2 separate regions of the Mus musculus genome follow, and region 1 is linked to region 2. Evidence: chromatin loops called from intact Hi-C (ENCODE). Cell type or tissue: left cerebral cortex. All regions are shown on one strand. Each heading gives the region's core, and the rest is flanking DNA. Links, peaks and the distances in the headings are about the cores only. Region 1 overlaps Fndc3b (fibronectin type III domain containing 3B). Region 2 overlaps Fndc3b (fibronectin type III domain containing 3B).

Region 1 (8,743 bases), core at 148-8,147, 130 kb before region 2:
TGTTGGGGTGTCTCTGAGATCACTTCTCAGAACTCTCAACACTAATTATGACTTATGACACGGGGTGGAGGCTTTGAGGTTTATATATAGCAAAAGCATTAAACGGCCTTGAAATTTTTCTCCTGCTAGCCAAAGATTTGGGAGTAAAACTTTTGACCTGAGAAATTGCTTGGTTGGATATTTAGATTTAAAAATGGCTGTATGGATTGTTTACCATCTAGAGTGGCATAGAGTGACACATGCGTTGGAACTGTATCTAATGTGCTTTAGTTTGGCAAGAAATTAGGGCCCAGACACAGGTTAGGCACGATTATTTATTTTTCTTAGTCAACAACATAACTCATTTTGCCATGGAAAAGCAATCATTGAACACGTTTTACTTGATAACGTGTTTAAGCTTGTTTAACCTTGAGCACAATGCTGTCTTATTTTTCCAGGATGCGGCTCTAATGCCTGCCTGTAAGGATGTTTATCATCCAGTCAATCAGAGCGATTTGGCGAATATTCCTGTCCTTTGGATTCTTTTACCCATTAAGACCCTTCATTGAGGAAAGTTTCTAACCAGTTAGCCATCCTGTGATCTTTAGCATTAGGGAAGTCATATTTTGATTTTCTAGGAATGACAATTTAGCCAGGAAGTCAGTTGCTTAGACAGTGAGAGATCTTTGTTCTAAATGACCAGTACTTCCTTCTTACTCAATGCTTGCTTTCTGTAGAGTTATTATTACTGTGGTGGTTGTTCACAGTGTGGACACCAACTGATGTTTCTTAAATTTTCTTTCTTGAGATTCTTAAGATTCAGTCTTGAAGCAGACCTACCCTGCCTCCGCACCCCCGAAGCCCCCCACAAAAGGTATAAATAATGAGATGGAGACTTTTAGAAAAGATTCATAGTAGTTTTGTTTTGTTTTCAAGAAATTGTGAGGGTGCGGTGGCAGCTAGAAGTGGGTGAGAAGTCACTTGAACTGGAATTACAGTCAGTTGCAAGCCTCTAGGTATGGGTGCTGGGAACCAAACTTGGATCTTCTGCAGGAGCAGTCTGTGCTCTTCACTGCAGAGCTCTCTCTCCAGCTCCAGATGGGATCTTCATCCAGTCAGAGCTTCGTCTCTGGGCGTCCGACTCACTGCTTTGGCCTGTGGGTTTGTAGTCCTGTGTTCTGAGTTGGTGCTAGTGGCCGGCTGTGGTGAAGCCTTTTATAAGTTGGTCCCGCCCCAACTCCTCTCCAGTAAACTCTGACCTGTATGGATTCTGGATACTAATAAACTTATTTTTACATTTTTTCCTCTGTACCCCTGAGCTTATAAAGCTGATTTTTTTCTTCCATAATGGGGAGAATCTTTAAGTATGGTCCATGTCATATGTTTGTTTGCCTGTTAGGAGGAAGATGACGTGACCAGATGAGTCACATGGGCTGGGGCAGGACCTGAAGTTTAGGATCTGCAGTCTGCTCAGGGTGGTGCTTGAGTGTGACAGGGCGGTGGCCAGGAAGGGACAGACTTCTGATTCCTCTTCCCATTAGTTTCCCACTAAAGATCTAGATCCACTGAAGGCAGGTACCGTGTGTTTCTTGCTCTCTTGTACATAGTGTCTGGCAAACAATGATGCTCAGTTAGTGTTTATTGAATGAGTGACTTAATGACAGAGGGAGACATCTGTTGTGACATAGGGATGCCATGTGTTTGAACCAGTAGGACATTTCTGTTAGATTTTTTCACTTGAAAGCAATGTTCTAATTCTATTTTCTTGGAACTATAGGAAAATTTTGACTAAAGACAGCAAGCAACTGTGCTCCCTGAACTTGTGTGCAGATAGATAGAAAGAATGAGAGTGTTTAGGCAAGGTTTATTGTGTTTGCAGATAATAAATACTCACACCACATAGCTTACGCAAAAGAGCTTTACTTACTGGAGGGTAATGTGGGCCGTGGGAGCCCAGGCTGTATTCCTCCTTCCCCTCCCCCACCCCTTCTTCCTATTCTTCTTTGACACTTGTCTTCTACAATTAGAATGTATACTGTGTGGACACTGGATGCTTCTGAACTTTTAACTTTAATTTATATCAGGTGTTTCTGGAGACAGGGTTTTATGTAGCCCAGGCTGGCCTTGAACTTACTGTGTAGCCGGGGATGGCCTTGGACTTCTGATCCTTTATGCTAGGTGTATAGCATATACACCATGTCTGTCTGATAGGCTGCAGGTTCGAACCCAGGGCTTCATGCATGCCGGGCAAGCACTTTGCCAGCTGAGCTGTAGCTGTATCAGTTTTGATGCTTTCCTTCCAAAATGGCCTGGTTTGCATATCATTTTGAAGCCTGCCGTTTGCATTATTGTGTGCGTGTGACCGTGGATGCTCGCGTGCTATATATAACACTCACGTGGAAGCCATGGGAAGACTTTTGGGAGTTGGTTCTGTCCTGGAGCATGTGGGTTCTGGGGACTGAGCCTGGTGAGCCAGTCCTGCCGACCCTTTAGGACTATATTAATAGAGGATGTTAGGGGGCGGGGTATGATGCTTATTGTCTCGTGGCTACGGTCAAGTGGATTCTCCTGGCTTTGTCGTTTGCCACCTGTGTGAGAGGACATCATAAAGGACTGACTGACGTTCAGACAGACACTGGTGGCCAGCGGTTTCCTTTCCCTTCATTTCTTTTTTGAAACAGTGCAGTAAGACAGCAGTGGGCTGAGTTCTTCCGTTAAGTCATCCCCGGATTGTACCAGTCCATTAGCTGCTTTGTGCAGCGGACAGGAAATGGTTCTATTTGTACAAGTTGCACAATCTTAACGAAGTCAGGGCAGAGAGCCAAGGGGACCTCTGCTGTTTCTGCAGTGTTAACCTTTCAGTTCCACACAGGAACACATACAGGTTACTGGGGATGTGTGTTAGAGTGTGACTGTGTTGGTGTGGTCACCTGCCTGGCGGTACTGAGAAATGTACCGTGTGACTCATGGGGGTCTTGGTTCTTAATGGCTTCCCACACAGGCTGTGGAGATGGCCTGATGCTGGTGCCTGCCAGCCTGGCCCTGAAGGGTCCAGTTCCCATTCTGCCCTTTCCCAGGCCGTCTTGTAGACTGGTGACAGAGTGACCACTTTCCTTTTCTAGGGCTGGCAAGTGGCTTCCTTTGTGCCCATACCTGCCTCCTATACCCCAGCTGCCAGCTACTCTTCTCCTCTTTGAAAGTGGCATTTCCTTTTTGTCCCCAGTGTTTCTAGGCAGAATCTGGTAATTTTAGTAAAGCTGATTTTATATATATAATATTTTAATGTACTTTATGACCCAGGCCGGATCTCGAGTAGCTCAGGCTGGCCTCAGCTTGACTTGGCTGTGTGCCTGAGGCTGGCCTTGAACTCCCGGTCCTCTTGCCAAGGTCCTCCACATGCTGTGATCAGAGGCATCTGCCACCAGGCCCTGCTTCGTGATTCAGTCTTAGTGTGCTCATCACTTCCTCCCTCCCGCTCTCCCTCCCCCCTTCCTCTTTTTCCTTCCGTTTTGATTTCTAATGGTTCTTCCCCAGCCCATATACCATGGTGAGGATGCAATCCTAAGTGATTGAAGGACAAAAGTCAGCATGTGAGAGGGACTGGAGAGCAGAGTGATGGGAGGCAGAGGCAGGGATTGCCTTCCTGGGCCTCTCACCCTAGACAGAAGTTGCTGTGGACCTCTGCTGAAGAAGCCGGCCTGTTCCTCTCCCCTGAGGGGTTAAGATTTCTCCATCTGTGGAGCCACCCGCATTTTTATTTATGTATATGTGTCATAGCTGTCTTCCTTATTTGTGAAATATTTGTTTATTATATACTTTTTGTTTTGTGAGTCACGGTTTCTTGTTGCCCAGGCTAGCAGTGTTGCTGCAGCTGGCCTTGAACTCCCAGTCCTCGGCCTCTAACTTTCAAAAGCTGTGATTGTAGGCTTGAGCTATAACACGCCGCTTTTTAATGAATGCTTTTTGAAGGGTGTTTTATTTTTGTGTGTCTTTTCCTCAGTTTTCTTCAATTATTTTCTAGCTCCTTAAAATAACACAGCATTCCCAGTCTTTGCTGCTGTCATTTGACATTTATATCTCTTTGGGAGCCCCTGCCCTTTGCTTTTAATTATTTTTACTGTGTGTGTGTGTGTGTGTGTGTGTGTGTGTGTGTGTGTGTGTGTGTAACATAGCTTGCTTGGGAAGACCAGAGGACAACTGTGGATCTCAGTTTAGTCTGTGGGTTCCAGGGATTGGACTAAATCTGTCTAGCTTGCATGACAAGCACTTTAGCTGCTAAGCCATCTTGGGCCCTGCTTCTGAGTTAGTTCTTCCTGCGGGACTGCTCGCCTTGGCTGGTGTCTTCCTAAGCACTCTGTCCCCAGCAGTTTCCTTTGGTGAGATCTACCCTAAAGGCTGCACTTGAACACCTGACATCAAGTCTCTGGGCAGTGTGATTCTGTCAGTGTCCTTTTTCCTTTTGCAGTCTGGCACTGAGAGCCTGCCCTTTTCCTCTCGAACAGTTCTGAGTTCCGTGTGACTTCATGGCAAGTCACGGAAGTCACCGGTCCTTCTGTTTTCCCAGGGTAGATCATGAGGGTTTCGGTCAGAATTGGTGCAGGACATTGAGCGGCGCCCATGGGTTTAATAATGAGCACGCACTGTTTGACAGCGAACCAGTCAGAAAAGAAAGGGCAGGATGGATAGCTCAGTCAGGACTCTGCAGACCAGCTGAGCACTCTACCTTCTGATTCCTGTCCCAGCTCTGTAAGGAGTACATTTCTGTTGTTCATGTTATTCAGTCAAAACAATTTTGTTATAGTAGCCTACTTGGGAGGAGAGCCATTATTACTTAATTTATATTTTTATTTGAAACTGACTTCAGTTTGCTTTGAGATGCGCAGTTCTTCCACTCATCCGTGGACCTCCTTATGGCTTCTCCTTTAGAAGCTGGCTCTGCTACCACTGTATGCAAATACAGATTATTTAGTTGTAAAATATTCTTCTTAGATAAGATAGTTCTCTGGTGCTGAAAGTAAAGATAACTTTCATGTCTTTGAACACTGCTCCCTCAAAAAAAAAAAAAGTTTTCAGAACATCTGTGCTGTTTGACCTTCTCATTGTGTTCCAGGGGAAGATTTTCAAATATATTTCAATTATTCTTTTTTATTTTGGTGAGTAAGATACTTTCTCTGTGGGGTATATGTGTTTATTAGTGTAGATGCATGTGTGGTGTGTGCCTGTTGGGTGTGTTGGGTGTGTGTGTGTGTGTGTGTGTTGGGTGTATGTACCAGTGCACTTGTGAAGGCCAGAGGTAGACATTGGGTACCATTTTTCATCCTCTCCACCTTTATATTTTGAGGCAGAGTCTCTCTCTGAACACTTAGGTTGGCTGGCGATGAGCTTTAAAGATCTGCCTATCTCTGCACACAGACCACTCCCTAGCCGCAGTGCTGGGGCTACAGGTGTGCTCTGCTGGATCCTCCTCTTGCATACTTTCTGGGGACCCAGACTCAGGCCCTCATTTTGGGGTGGCAGGCACCTACTGAGCTCCCTCCCTAATACTGATTATCAGATTCAAACTCCTGAGTGGTCAGGTGCCTGTCGGTGGCAGATAACATGAAATCCAGCCGACTTTGCAGACATGTGCTTTGGGCTGAGATTGTGAGCATTCTTATTTCATTCACCTGTGCTAATGTTCCTGGCCCATGGCGGCTGGGCATTCGGTACTGATGAAGAAAGGGATGTTGCTGACCTTTGGTTTAAACAGAAGTTCCTGCCAACGTACCAGCTACCATCAATCCAAAGGTCACCGCTGTCGCCTGGTGTGTCACATAACCCACCTGACCGATGCTTGATGTCCCCGAATGTAGTCTCCATAGCAGTAATGAATGCACACAGACCAGTCTAGTCCAGAGGTGGCCCTTTTCAGTAAAACTCACAAATGGTCTACTTCTGTCTATGAATAGTGTAATAAGGTGATAGACACAAAAGCCGTTGTCTTCTTCCAAAGGAACACCGTTGCTGCACTGGTCACAGGTTTCATCGGAAGCCCGCTGTTTTACTACATGTGTGAATCTCCCGGGAGCACAGAGGCCACGAGGTGCCCTCGGTGGCTGCTGCTGGAGACGTGGCACTTACTGATCTGTCGTTTACTTTGCAAAGGAATTATGAAGTTTTGGCTCTGTGCCTGGAATAGCTCCAGATGGTCAGAAAAGACTAAAGTCAGAAAGTGTATTGCAGTGATAGACCTGGGCTGGTTTCTGTGACAGTACTGCCTTCCTGATTTAGCCCTCTGCACAGCCCTCACTCCCAGCCCCTCTTCTCGCTCACAGAGGACAAACTGGCTTTGTACTGATGGAGTCCGATATTCTGAACACCTCTGTTTTTGGTGAAAGTGGTGTGGGGGGTGGGGTAGGGTTAATATGTTTGCGCCAGTTTTGGTGGTTTCATTTTTATGAGGGAAGCCCAAAGATTGGGACTGTGGGGCCACATCCTGGCCGCTCTAGCCGGTCCAGCATAGGTAAGGAGTGTCCCAGAGGTCGCCTGTGCTGCTCTGGCACTTAGCTCCCACTGCTTAGTAAGGAGTTTTTGGACTTTATTTCTCTTGTTTCCCCAGGGTTTTGTCACTATAGCAATGATGAAGCTTTGGTGTCGTCTTGGAGATGAGCAGTGAAAGGGGTCAGGGCAGTGGCCACCAGGGTTCGCTGATCTGGGCACCGGAGCTTCCTTTAATCATATTTAAGTATGAAAATGCCAAAATGAAACACATTGCTGGACACTCACCTAAAAACTAAAAGCTGCACCTATTATATGTTAGAAGATATATTTATACTATATGATGTATATATAGTTTGTTTGTTTGTTTAAGACAGGGTTTCTCTGTGTAGCCCTGGCTGTCCTGGAACTCACTCTGTAGCCAGGCTGGCCTCAAACTCAGAGATCTGCCTGCCTCTGCCTCCCGAGTGCTGGGATTAAAAGTGTACGGCACCAGGGCCCAGCTATATTCCTTATTAATTCTCAAGGGTAATATTGTGATTCTTAGTTTCCAGATGAGAACAGGGAGGTCGTATCTACCTAGACTAACAACGAGGAAACTCCCTGCAGCCTGCCCGCATCCAGCTGTGGTGAAACGGTGTAAGTTCTCTGCTCTTTCAGGTGGATGCCACGGGCTTCATCAAACACAGCTTTTTCCCCCTGGGAAACCCAAGGCTTGCCTGAGGTGAGCCTTTTAAGTAGAGCCTTGGTCACAAGGCTCCGATTAAGTTCCAAACTGGCCCGTTGCTCTAGCAACTTTCAGTTACTGTTGTGGTTATTGAGTAACCTGGGAAGTTTGAAAACCATTAACACCGTTTCATGTTTTCGAAGAAAGTGCTACCAGTGGGGAACGGGACGTTATATTGCATACTTAAGGAAGGAGTATTTGTCTCCTTCGAGAATTTGATATATAATTGAGTTTGTTTTATCTATCTATCTATCTATCTATCTATCTTATCTATCTATCTGTTTGACTACTACTATCTTTAAGAGGTTGCAAAGGTGCTGGGAGTGGGTGCTTTTGAAGCGCCTTTGCTGACAAGTGTACAGAATTGTGTTGTGGTTGCTCAGTGACAGACACAAGCTCCTTTATTGTGAGCTTTTGGGGTTTGAGCTCGCTCTCTTTCCTCTTCCTTGCGTTCTTAGGAATAGTTTCTTAGGTGGACACTGTTCACGGCACAGGCCTGTCCTCACTGGTCCCTCGGCATAGTGTGCAGGAACCAGCAGAAGCCTAAGGGTGTTAGTGTTCTGCCTCCTCCTTTCAGACCTTGCACTGCTTGGGCCCTGTTCCTGCAGTGAGGCGATTCCTGCAGAACTAGTTCTTGCAGCTTTCCTGACTGGGGCACTAGTGAAGTGCCCCCCTCTCCTTGCCCCCTGTTCCCCCCCCCCCCCTTTCTGATGAGAAGTAAGAAAGCGGTATAGAGGTGAGTTTGCCAGTCTCACTGCCTAAGCGTTTCTGTCTCCACCATAGCTCCAGAGAAAGGCTCTTTCGTTACTTTATTTCATTAATGAGTGAGACATTTAAAAGACTAAAACAAAAGGAACATTTCCTTAATATTTAGAAATGTATTAAAAAGACAAACTGCTGTGAGAGAGAGCTATAGTTTCAACAACAGCTCATTGTTGGAGCCAAAGTGTCCGGTGTGACTTTTGGAATGCTTTCTGTCCTGTCTTGCAGTAATAGAATCTGGTGTCATCATCCTTGGAACAGAGTTACTGAGGCTGTGAAGAGTCTGGCCCGGAGGTTTTGCATCTTCCCAGGGACTTGTGGTCTCGAGCTGGCCCTGTAGGCTAGGGGTACCTGTTACCCCTGGGGCATACTTGACAGTGGTTTCCCTCTACTGCTTGTTTTTCATGGGATTCTGGGAATTGGTGGTAAAGGACTCATTTCCCCCAGGAGGCATCCTCTTGTCTCCTCCATGGCCTTCCAGATCGTGGTCAGCTTGCTGCTTACAGGTGCTGTCCAAGATGCCTGCTGGGCTCTCCCCCTGCTTGGTCACAGGGCTGCTGCCTTGGTTGTGTTCAGGTCTTAGTTTCCAGGCCCATCATGATGGAAGTCACCATTAGCTTTCTGTCTCACTGTGGCAGGACTTGAGAGAAGTACATTGAAAGTGGGAGAGATTTATTGGGCTTCCAGTTCAGAGGTTTTAGTCCATGTTCAGGGGTTTTAGCTGTTTCTGGGCCGCTGGCATGCCAGAGTCCTAGTGGCTTTATTGTTTCTGGGACTTGAGTAGGTCAGAGTAGCAAA
Region 2 (8,743 bases), core at 576-8,575:
ATTGATTTATTAAGAGGAAGGTGGAGAGCTATTTTTAGACAAATTATACTCATTTCTGTTAGTTGAAGTATATTCAATTAAATACCCATTACCAGGATAAAATTTATGGCACTCTGCTAATATCTTATTTTTCTCTCCATTTAAAAATGTTATATTATTTAAAATATTTAAAATAATATACTGAAATTAATACTCAGCTTATTGAGCTTAAAGTAACTACAAGTAAACTGTACTTGAAGGATCTTTGAATGTGCTTATTTTTTCCTAGGATGTATGCAGTTTGTTGCTCTTTGGTGTGTACATTGTTATGTGTGTGATGTGCTACTGTGAGTGGCTATGTATGCTAAGAGGTATGTGTGGAAGCCTGAGGACAACTTTCAGGTGACAGCCCTCACCTTCTCACCTTGTTTGGAGACTAGGCCTTTTTGTCATCACCTCAGCCAGGTTGTCTGCCTTCAAAGCTCTGGAGACTCTCCTGTCTCTGCTTTGCATTTTTCTTAAGAGCTCCGGGGTGCTGTCTCCTGCTTTTCTGTGGGCTCCAGGCAATTCAAACTCCTGTCATAAGGCAAGTCCTTTACCCAGCAGGCTGTCTCCCTACCCAGAGCTTACTGCTTCGTCCCTCCTCATTGCCTATCCTACTGAATCGGTACAGGAATATCTACATCAAAACTAGTGGATCACTTGTTCATGGTGGGGTGGAGCGGTAGATGGGTAATTTATGAAAAAAGAAGCAGACCCAGAAGTCTGGAAGTCAGCATTTCCTAAAGGCCTCAAATCCTGATACAGCAGGCACCCAAGCATGATGGCAAGAAGGAATTTAGTGAAGGTCCAGCAACAGCCCTTTTCTAGAATCTGTAATTGTAGACTTAAGTGAGATCGGTGGTGCTGATACTGCAGGTAAGAGACTCCACACCAGGCCATTGGAGCCGACTTTTGAAAGCGAAGCTTTAGCTGATTGTGAAGAATCGCACACTTCTGAGGTTCTAGGGCACAGTATGTGGGATGAGAAAGTACCTTTAGTACAGCCACAGAACACCTCAAATATCCTGTTACTGAGAAGATGGCTGGTCAGCTTGGCTCAGCTCTCTAGGCCTTTCCAGCCTTTCTACTCTTCCCAAATTTTCTGGAAGTATGTACCTGACTTCAAGCTCTGAGAGATGGTTGAGGCTAGGCTACTTGAGTCTAGCCTTCCTCCAAGCATTGTTACTTCCCCAGTCCTCAGAAGGAAAGCTCTGGCTGTGGAAGCATGGCCTGACTGTAGAAACTCTCAACAGAGATGGGGATTATATACAACTCATCACCTCTAGGCCATTATTACCAAGTCATGGCCACTGGGCAGCTCAGAGAAGTTTTGTTAGTAAGTGAAACACCTTTGTAAAACTTAAGTTCACTTTAGAAAATCACAGGGCCTTGAAGGACACCTTCCACTAGTGATAATGGGTGCTTGCTTGCAAGCAAGGGGCCTTCTCAATAGGAGACAGAGGATGCAACGTGATTCTGTTTCATGGAACATTTGATTTCTCATCTTTACTCCAGCCCTTTCCATAACAACTCTGGATTTTTATTTTTTATTTATTTATTTTTTCATTCTTTAGTAGTTCTAGTCTATAGATCATGGGCCTGTCTACCTTTGAATTTGAACCAAGCTAGTAAACTGTAGGATGTTATCAATACAATGTCTTTAGGATGTTGTCAGAGCACTCTATTGGTACAAGTTTAGGTGTAAAGGGGACTGCAGACATAACCTTGGGAGCAGTTATAGGGGAACCTGCCTCTGTGGTTTGTTTCGTAACCTCATGAGAGTAGCGTTGCCAGGGAACGCTATCTTGGTAAAACTATGTGTTATAATAATTTGCTTTCAGCTTTCTGATGGGTGATGGCTTTAGAGTCATTTGATTTGTCACAGATGTATAATGTGAAACAGCTCACGAGGAATGCAATACTGTGTTGCTATCTGGTTAATCATTTCAGTGCTATTTTCAAACTTTCCAACTAGATCATGGCCACGGACAAAATAGCACAATTCACACACACCCTTAAGGCTTCCGAGAGCCCCAGCTCTGCCTCACGTCTCTGCTCATCTGGGGAAGAAGAGGGGTTTGTGAGGAATCACGCGGGATGGGCCGAGGTGTCTGGCAAGGAAGAACAGACATGGTTTTATGCTTGTATCCATCCTTTATCCGTTATCCTCCTCTTTCCCTTCCTTGCTCCCTCCCTAGTCTCCTCTCCGTTCCTCTCTTCTTCTTTCCCTCTCTCTTTTGATACACGGTTTCATATAAACTTACTGGCCTGGGACTTACTATGTAGTCAAGGATAATCTTGAACTCCTAAGCTTCTTGTCTACCTCGAGTTCTGAATTTAAAGGCATGGCTACCATGCCTTGCTTATGCAGTACTAGGGTAAAACATGGCTGTTTGCATGCTAGGCAAGTAGGCCACAAGCCCCTGAGAGTGGAGAAGGCTGCTGAAAGTAAATAGCTTGAAAAGCCCCAAACACCCAGAGCCATGGTGAACTCTGCTGTCAGGATGGTTTATCATAGCTCTCCTGAGTTGCCCTACAATGAACAATCTGTCGTTTTGATTCTTTGCTACACATATTATAAACTTGAATAGTATTCTTTAACAATATTACTTGCGTTTCATCTCAAGATGTGATTCAGATGTAATTGAAGTACCTTTATTCAGTAAGGACAATGTTGGGAAGTTTTTACAGTGTATAAAATCACTTAAGGTTTCACTAGGGATTCTGGGCACCAGTTTCTTCCCACCTTTCCCAGAAACCTCCCTTGCTACTGACTGATCAGTGAATGGTCCTCTACACTGCATGAGGGATTGGGAGTATTGATCTACCTGATAGCCCAGTAGGGAGTAGACAAAGCACCTTGGGAAGGGCTGGCTTTAAAAATGGGGCTTGGGAGATAGCCACCATGGTGACCAGATCTCTAGAACTCAAACAGATGAAGCACGGACATGGCAACCCACTGGTAATTCCAGCATTTGGACAGTGGAGCTAAAGAATTCCCCTGGCAAGGCAGACTAGCTGAATCAGCCACCAAGTGAGAGACCATAGTCAGTATGTAAGATGGAGAGTGGTTAGCAAGTACAACTAATGACGGGCTCTGGTCTCATGTGCATGTGCCCACATAGCCATATGCATCACATGCACGCGTCCCCCATGTAAAGCAGATGGACAGACGGACACTCCATGCCCTTTCGATGCTTTTGTCTCGGGTATGGTTATCACTCACAAGGGATTGTAGATGGAAAGAATCCGTCAGGACCCATTTCTCAGTAGTACTGAGTTGCCTTTGTGTCATTCTTTAGAGGGTTGAAGCTTACAGGGTCCTGGCTCATGTGTACACCCATGGACATGGCCATCCCCAGTCTAATGAGGAAGCCCAACCCAAGAAGTTCAAGTTGAGTAATTGTTGTCAAGACAACCACAGTTGACAGGGTGGTACCAGATGTTTTTATGTCGTGCAGGTAAATCTTGTTCCTAACTTGGATTCAGACAGCATGAAGGGCAGAGCGCCAAGAGCTTGGAAACCAACTTGAGCTTCAGGTTGGAAGTGAGCATGAACTCGGTGTCTCTCATGATTCCGCACCTTTTTACGTGGGTCTCCTGCCTCACTCTTTAGTCATTTCTATGGCCTAGACGCACCAAGAGCCTGTGCTGCTTGTGACATCCAGACTGTAAGCCTGAGTGCGTGCTTAGACACTGTCACAAACTTCAAGGCAAAAGCAGGGTCCCAGCCTGACCGCTTGCACAGCCCCTTACACCCCTGCTCATTTGTAATCCCCCTCTCTCCATACTTAGGAACAGGAGCACTCCTTCTCTGTAATGTCGCCGGACCCTTACCTTCCAGCACAGCCTGACTGTGTGTAACAAGGAAGTGTTGAGTTCAACAAAGCAGCAACAAGAGTTGTAAAACTAGAGTTTAAGATTCAATTACTGGCCCCTGCCTGGGGCCTGCTCTCTTTGATGGTCATAAAGCTTTGTATCCATAGTTCTGAATTTAAATCCATTTTTTTTCAAACTGGTGTTAGCACAGTGTACATGCAGTAAATGACTCACCAATCCCTTTACCGTTCACTGCCAGTGTGAAGGTTTAAAATTTCCTCAAGTATCATAAGAGTAATTGCTACATATAGCCACAAAACCACTTGCCTCTAAAAAGAAAACTGCTGAGCCCTATGTGGTAGTTGGTTGTCTTTATGGATCAGTTGTGAAACCCTGGTGCCTTTTTATTTCTTTCCACATCTTGCATAATGAATGTTTATTGAATTGAAATCAATAAAATATTAACCAACATATTATAGCACTATGTACTCACAAAGTAACTACGTAGGTTGTTCTAAAACACTGAAGTCTAAGGCCACTTGATAATAAGATTATTTAGGTAGCTGTCTTAAATTTATTTAAACTAAAGGAAGTTGAAATTTCAGCTTTAATCCCTGGTGTTTTGTTGCCTTTCAACTTGTTTTGCAAACTCAGTTCTTAGAGGAGTGTTTTGAAAGAGTTAGATTTTAAGCTGATAGGGTGGACAGATCCCCAGCCTTGTCTTTGACATGAGAAGATGGCCGTGGCCTGGCCTTGATGCCCTGGGCATCAGTGCAGGAGTGTCCATCTGCCCAGCCCAGCTTTGGTTCTTGGCAGCAGTTTGCTTCAGGGGTGTGCCTCCGCTACTATTATGGTCATTTGCCTTTAAGGGCAATTGTCGGGCCAGCTAGAAATTCTGGTACTAAAGCCAGTGTCTAGTACAGAAGACCTGCTTCCAGAAAGTGAGGACTGGTCCTTTGACATCCATCTGCCCCAGCCCACTGAGAAAGTGAGGTACACGCAACTATTGGGTTCCTAGAAACTAGAGAAAGAAAACAGAAATTGTGTGTGTGTGTGTGTGTGTGTGTGTGTGTGTGTATGTGTGTGTAGAGAGTGGGGAGGAGGATTAGGGCTATGGGGGTAGATAGTAAATAGAAGGAAAACATTTTCTGCTCCTTTTCCATTTCTTATTGTCTAAATTGTTATTTACATATTTGTCATTAAAAATAGGCTATAATTTTGCAGTGAAAAGATAGGACTTTTGGGAGAAAAACCTGTGAAGGGCAAAACAAGCTCCCTGCTCTCTTGGCCTCTCTCCCAGGGATTCTGCAGCAATCTGGCTGTGCAATTCTCCTACCTCTCTTCAGTGCAGTGTTAAAGTTGCTGAGTCACCAGTTTCTGGTGGCACTGTTGAAGATGCTGGATCTGTGCCCCATCATCCCTTCCTTAGAGCAACCCTTGAAATTAGCAGGTGCTCCTCTCTTCAGGTAACTGTAGTAGCCCAGGCCGGATCCGAACCCAGGTTTCTGTAAGGATAGGGCTGTATTCTTCAAGTCAACTTTGAATCTTGGGAAGAAATTACAGGTTGGAGAAAGCGGTTTGCCTTCCTCGTTTTGCTGGAACCGAAGCGATATGCTGAGTGCCTAGCATCTGACGTGACTCTGTAAAAGTTCCGTCTCCTTCTGTCTCCCATCCTCATGCTCCCAGAATAACACTCTGACTCCAAATACCTTTACAAATACCTAGGCCGTATAGCTGCTGGGCCACACTCCACTATGGTTTGATTAGGGTCCCCTCCTGATTGTTTTCAGGGCTGCTCATAACTCTCTTGATCTGAGAAATGTCCATTCAATTCGGTTGGTATTCTGTCTGGACTCTACCCCCACAGTTACCTGGCAAGGGTCAGGCAGGCCTGGCACTATAAAAGTGGCTGCTTGCCCCCCTCCTCTCTCTCTTACTCCTCCCTTGCCTCTTGCCCCTTGCTTCCCCTCTTGCCCTGTTCCCTTACCCGCCCCCCAACATGGTCATGACCAGCCTCTATTTCTCTGCTCTCTCCTCTCTGCCTTTCTCTGCCTCTGCTACTCTCTTAACTCCCCTCCCCATGCCCTAAATAAGCTCTATTCTATACTATACTGGTGTGTGTGTCTGGTCCCTCAGGGGGAAGGGATGCCTTGGCATGGGCCCACTGAGGCACCCCCTTCCCCCACACCCTGCCAGAACATATTCTTATAGCTCTTTCTCTTTTTATGATCACAACAGATTACCTATCTTTAAATTAGGTGGTTTTTTTTTCTTTTTCTTGAAGTATAAGCATTCTTCGTTTTTAGATAGAAGTCTCTTATCAGATGGGATCTGCACGTTGTTCATCCTATAGTTTTATTTTCTTAGTAATGCCTTTAATGCACAAAGGTTTTAATTTTGACAGAGTACAGGTTTTCTTCTATTCTTTTTACTTGTGGTGTCATGTCTGACTCTTAACGAATGAGAGTGTCACAAAGACGAAGTCTACTTTCTTCCATGAATGTAGGTAGTCTAATGTTCAATGAATATATTTAGGTCCATGCCTAGTTTTGAGTTAATGATTATATATGATCTCACATAGAAGCCGAAGTTTATTCTTTTTGCCTCATTGGCATCCTTAGATTGTTTTCTTTTGAGCCAGTCCATCATTGAAGGAAGCCAGGACAGGAACTCAAGCAGGACAGAAACCTAGAGGCAGGAGGTGATGCAGAGGCCATGGAGGGCTGCTGCTTACTGGTGTACTCAACTTAAAATGGCCAAATCTTATACGATACAAGTAATTTATTTCTAATTGTTTTTACACGAGGCCAGTTTGAACGGCCTACCATTCATTCACTTTCAGGCTTCTTGGTGTCAGTAGGACACTGCCCTCCAGACAGCGAAGCTGTGTTTACTCCATTAGAGCTGAGGTTTCCGAGCATAGTGTCCAGCAGCAGCATCTAGTCTCCCGTGAGCTGGAGATGCCTAGTCATAAGAAAGAAGCAGTGGGTAAGGCAGACTGTGTTGTAAGACATTCACCTGGGAAGACTGAGCAGACCTGGGGTTAAGCCAAAAGAAAGTCCTTATTAGCTGGCTGGCCCATACTAGGTCTTTGAGCCATTCTCACGGTGAGCTTTTAAAGCACAAAAATTCATGTCTTGGGTTGACATTCTTCAGTTAACAAGAACAGCTAGTCAGAAGTAGAACTACAGAAGCCAGAAAGCCAGGTTAGAGACTTTCCCAGCACTGTGAACTTTGGTGGACCAGGACCTTATTTTTGGCTCAGCAGGTGGTGCTGTCTACATGCTGAGTTTTACAGCCTGAATGCTACCTCCATCACTTGCTCTAAGTCAGTTGTTCTAAGGATTGGGGGCCTATTCCACACTGGCCTTCAGCCTTGGAGGGGAGCTCAGGAGCTCTCTGTGATAGTCTGGCTCCTAAAGGAATAGTGGAGATGGGGTCTTCCTCAGTCTCTGATACCATTGGATAGTTAAGCCGTTCTCTACTTTTCTGGATCAAGGTTTGCTACCAGTAAATGCAACTTGATTAGCAAATGATAGCTGACATTGACACTCCCAGATAATGTAGTCCTTTGGTGCAGTTAGATGCTATAGTGGTTAGAAACCAATCTCAGAGCTCATGATATTCAGTGAGAACATGGAGTTCTTGATATTGAAGTCACAGCCTAACCCTGAAATCTTTCAGATTCCCCAAAGGTTTTGTTTTTAATGTAGCGACTTGACTCAATAAACATCCTCGTTCTTGTTCTACAAGCTGTACATGTGGCAGCTTTCATCTGACTACATAGTGGTTCTCTCTCTAGCCAGACATCGTAGTTCTTACAAATAGACTTTAAAAGCCTCACTGTATCATGTAAGCTTCTCTCTTAATTTATGTGTATACCTCTACATGTCTGCATAGACCCACCCGTGTATAACCAGTGTATTTAAGCAAGACTTTGGACAGTTTACAATATCGTTTCAAAATGTTTGAGAGGTCTCGTAGGTTAATGATTTCCCAGTGTAGGCAAGGAACAAATCTATTTGTTTGAGAGACATTTCTCCCCTCTGAATTTAGGCAATATTGGTGGATTGAGCAGCTCCCTCCCCCAGTATCCTTTTTGTTTTAACTCAATGTTTTGGCTCAATAAACATTATGGTTCCAGTTCTACAAGCTGTAAAGCCTTTGGAGAGAATGTATTAGAATAGTAGAGACAGCTGCATCTTTAGATGATGGAAAAGGGAAACCTTAGCTGCTTAGGGAAGGATGACGGCAAGAAGAGCATTCTCAACCACAGATCAGGCAGAGATGACAAACCCATTCACTGTGGGACTTGCTGAGGAAGGAAGGCTGTGGCTTGCTCTGGAGCAACCTTGAGGTTCCACAGCACAGTTGACTTTCAGAAGCCATTAGAGTGTACCTGAGATGGCTTTGATTATGGCGTGAGGAGGAAGGGGCCAAGCATGCTCAAGTCATTTAACAAGTCCTGAAAGCAAGGCCAGGAAGAAAACGCTTCTAGCTGGAAGTCACTTGCTTGCCCTACACTCCCTAAAACATTTTACACAAATGGCTTTAACAGTTTTTAGGACAATACTTGGGATTAAGAGACTATTTGCTCGATATACAGTTTGGTAATTTAAAAAGCCAAATTTTATAGACGCCCTGTACTATGAAATACTTGATATTTTGTGTGTTAAGGAAAAGTTGCCCAGTAAGTAAATAGTATATGTTGTATACACTAGTTGGCCTTATACATTATAAGAGCACATGATATTTTAAAAACTTATCCCATACAGCGTAATTATAACAAAAGAGAGAATGCAACAAATTGCAGTCAAGGAGAGCACTGGGGCTGGAGAGGTGGCTCAGTGGTTAAGAGCACTGGCTGCTCTTCCAGAGGACCTGGGTTCAAGTCCAATTATCT

Evidence for each region. Hi-C counts contacts between places; a loop is a spot of excess contacts. Peaks named below come from ENCODE experiments on the same cell type or tissue, not always from the same donor. Only the 100,000 strongest peaks of a DNase experiment are listed, where the experiment ranks them.
Region 1: it touches region 2 in a loop (1.9-fold over the local background); 5 of 42 quality-filtered maps call a loop at or near these places.

What each region holds. Positions count from the first base shown.
Region 1 is chr3:27,684,333-27,693,075 of GRCm38, reverse strand. The region is part of intron 1 of Fndc3b (fibronectin type III domain containing 3B); the gene reads left to right. Among named protein-coding and RNA genes, the nearest start is that of Fndc3b, 22 kb to the left of the region's middle. In left cerebral cortex, for the core only: no CTCF peak of the experiment used is centred there; DNase peaks (open chromatin) are centred at 2,774, 3,389 and 6,042.
Region 2 is chr3:27,558,568-27,567,310 of GRCm38, reverse strand. All of the region lies in intron 3 of Fndc3b (fibronectin type III domain containing 3B), which reads left to right. Among named protein-coding and RNA genes, the nearest start is that of Mir3092, 22 kb to the left of the region's middle. In left cerebral cortex, for the core only: no CTCF peak of the experiment used is centred there; DNase peaks (open chromatin) are centred at 4,074 and 5,197.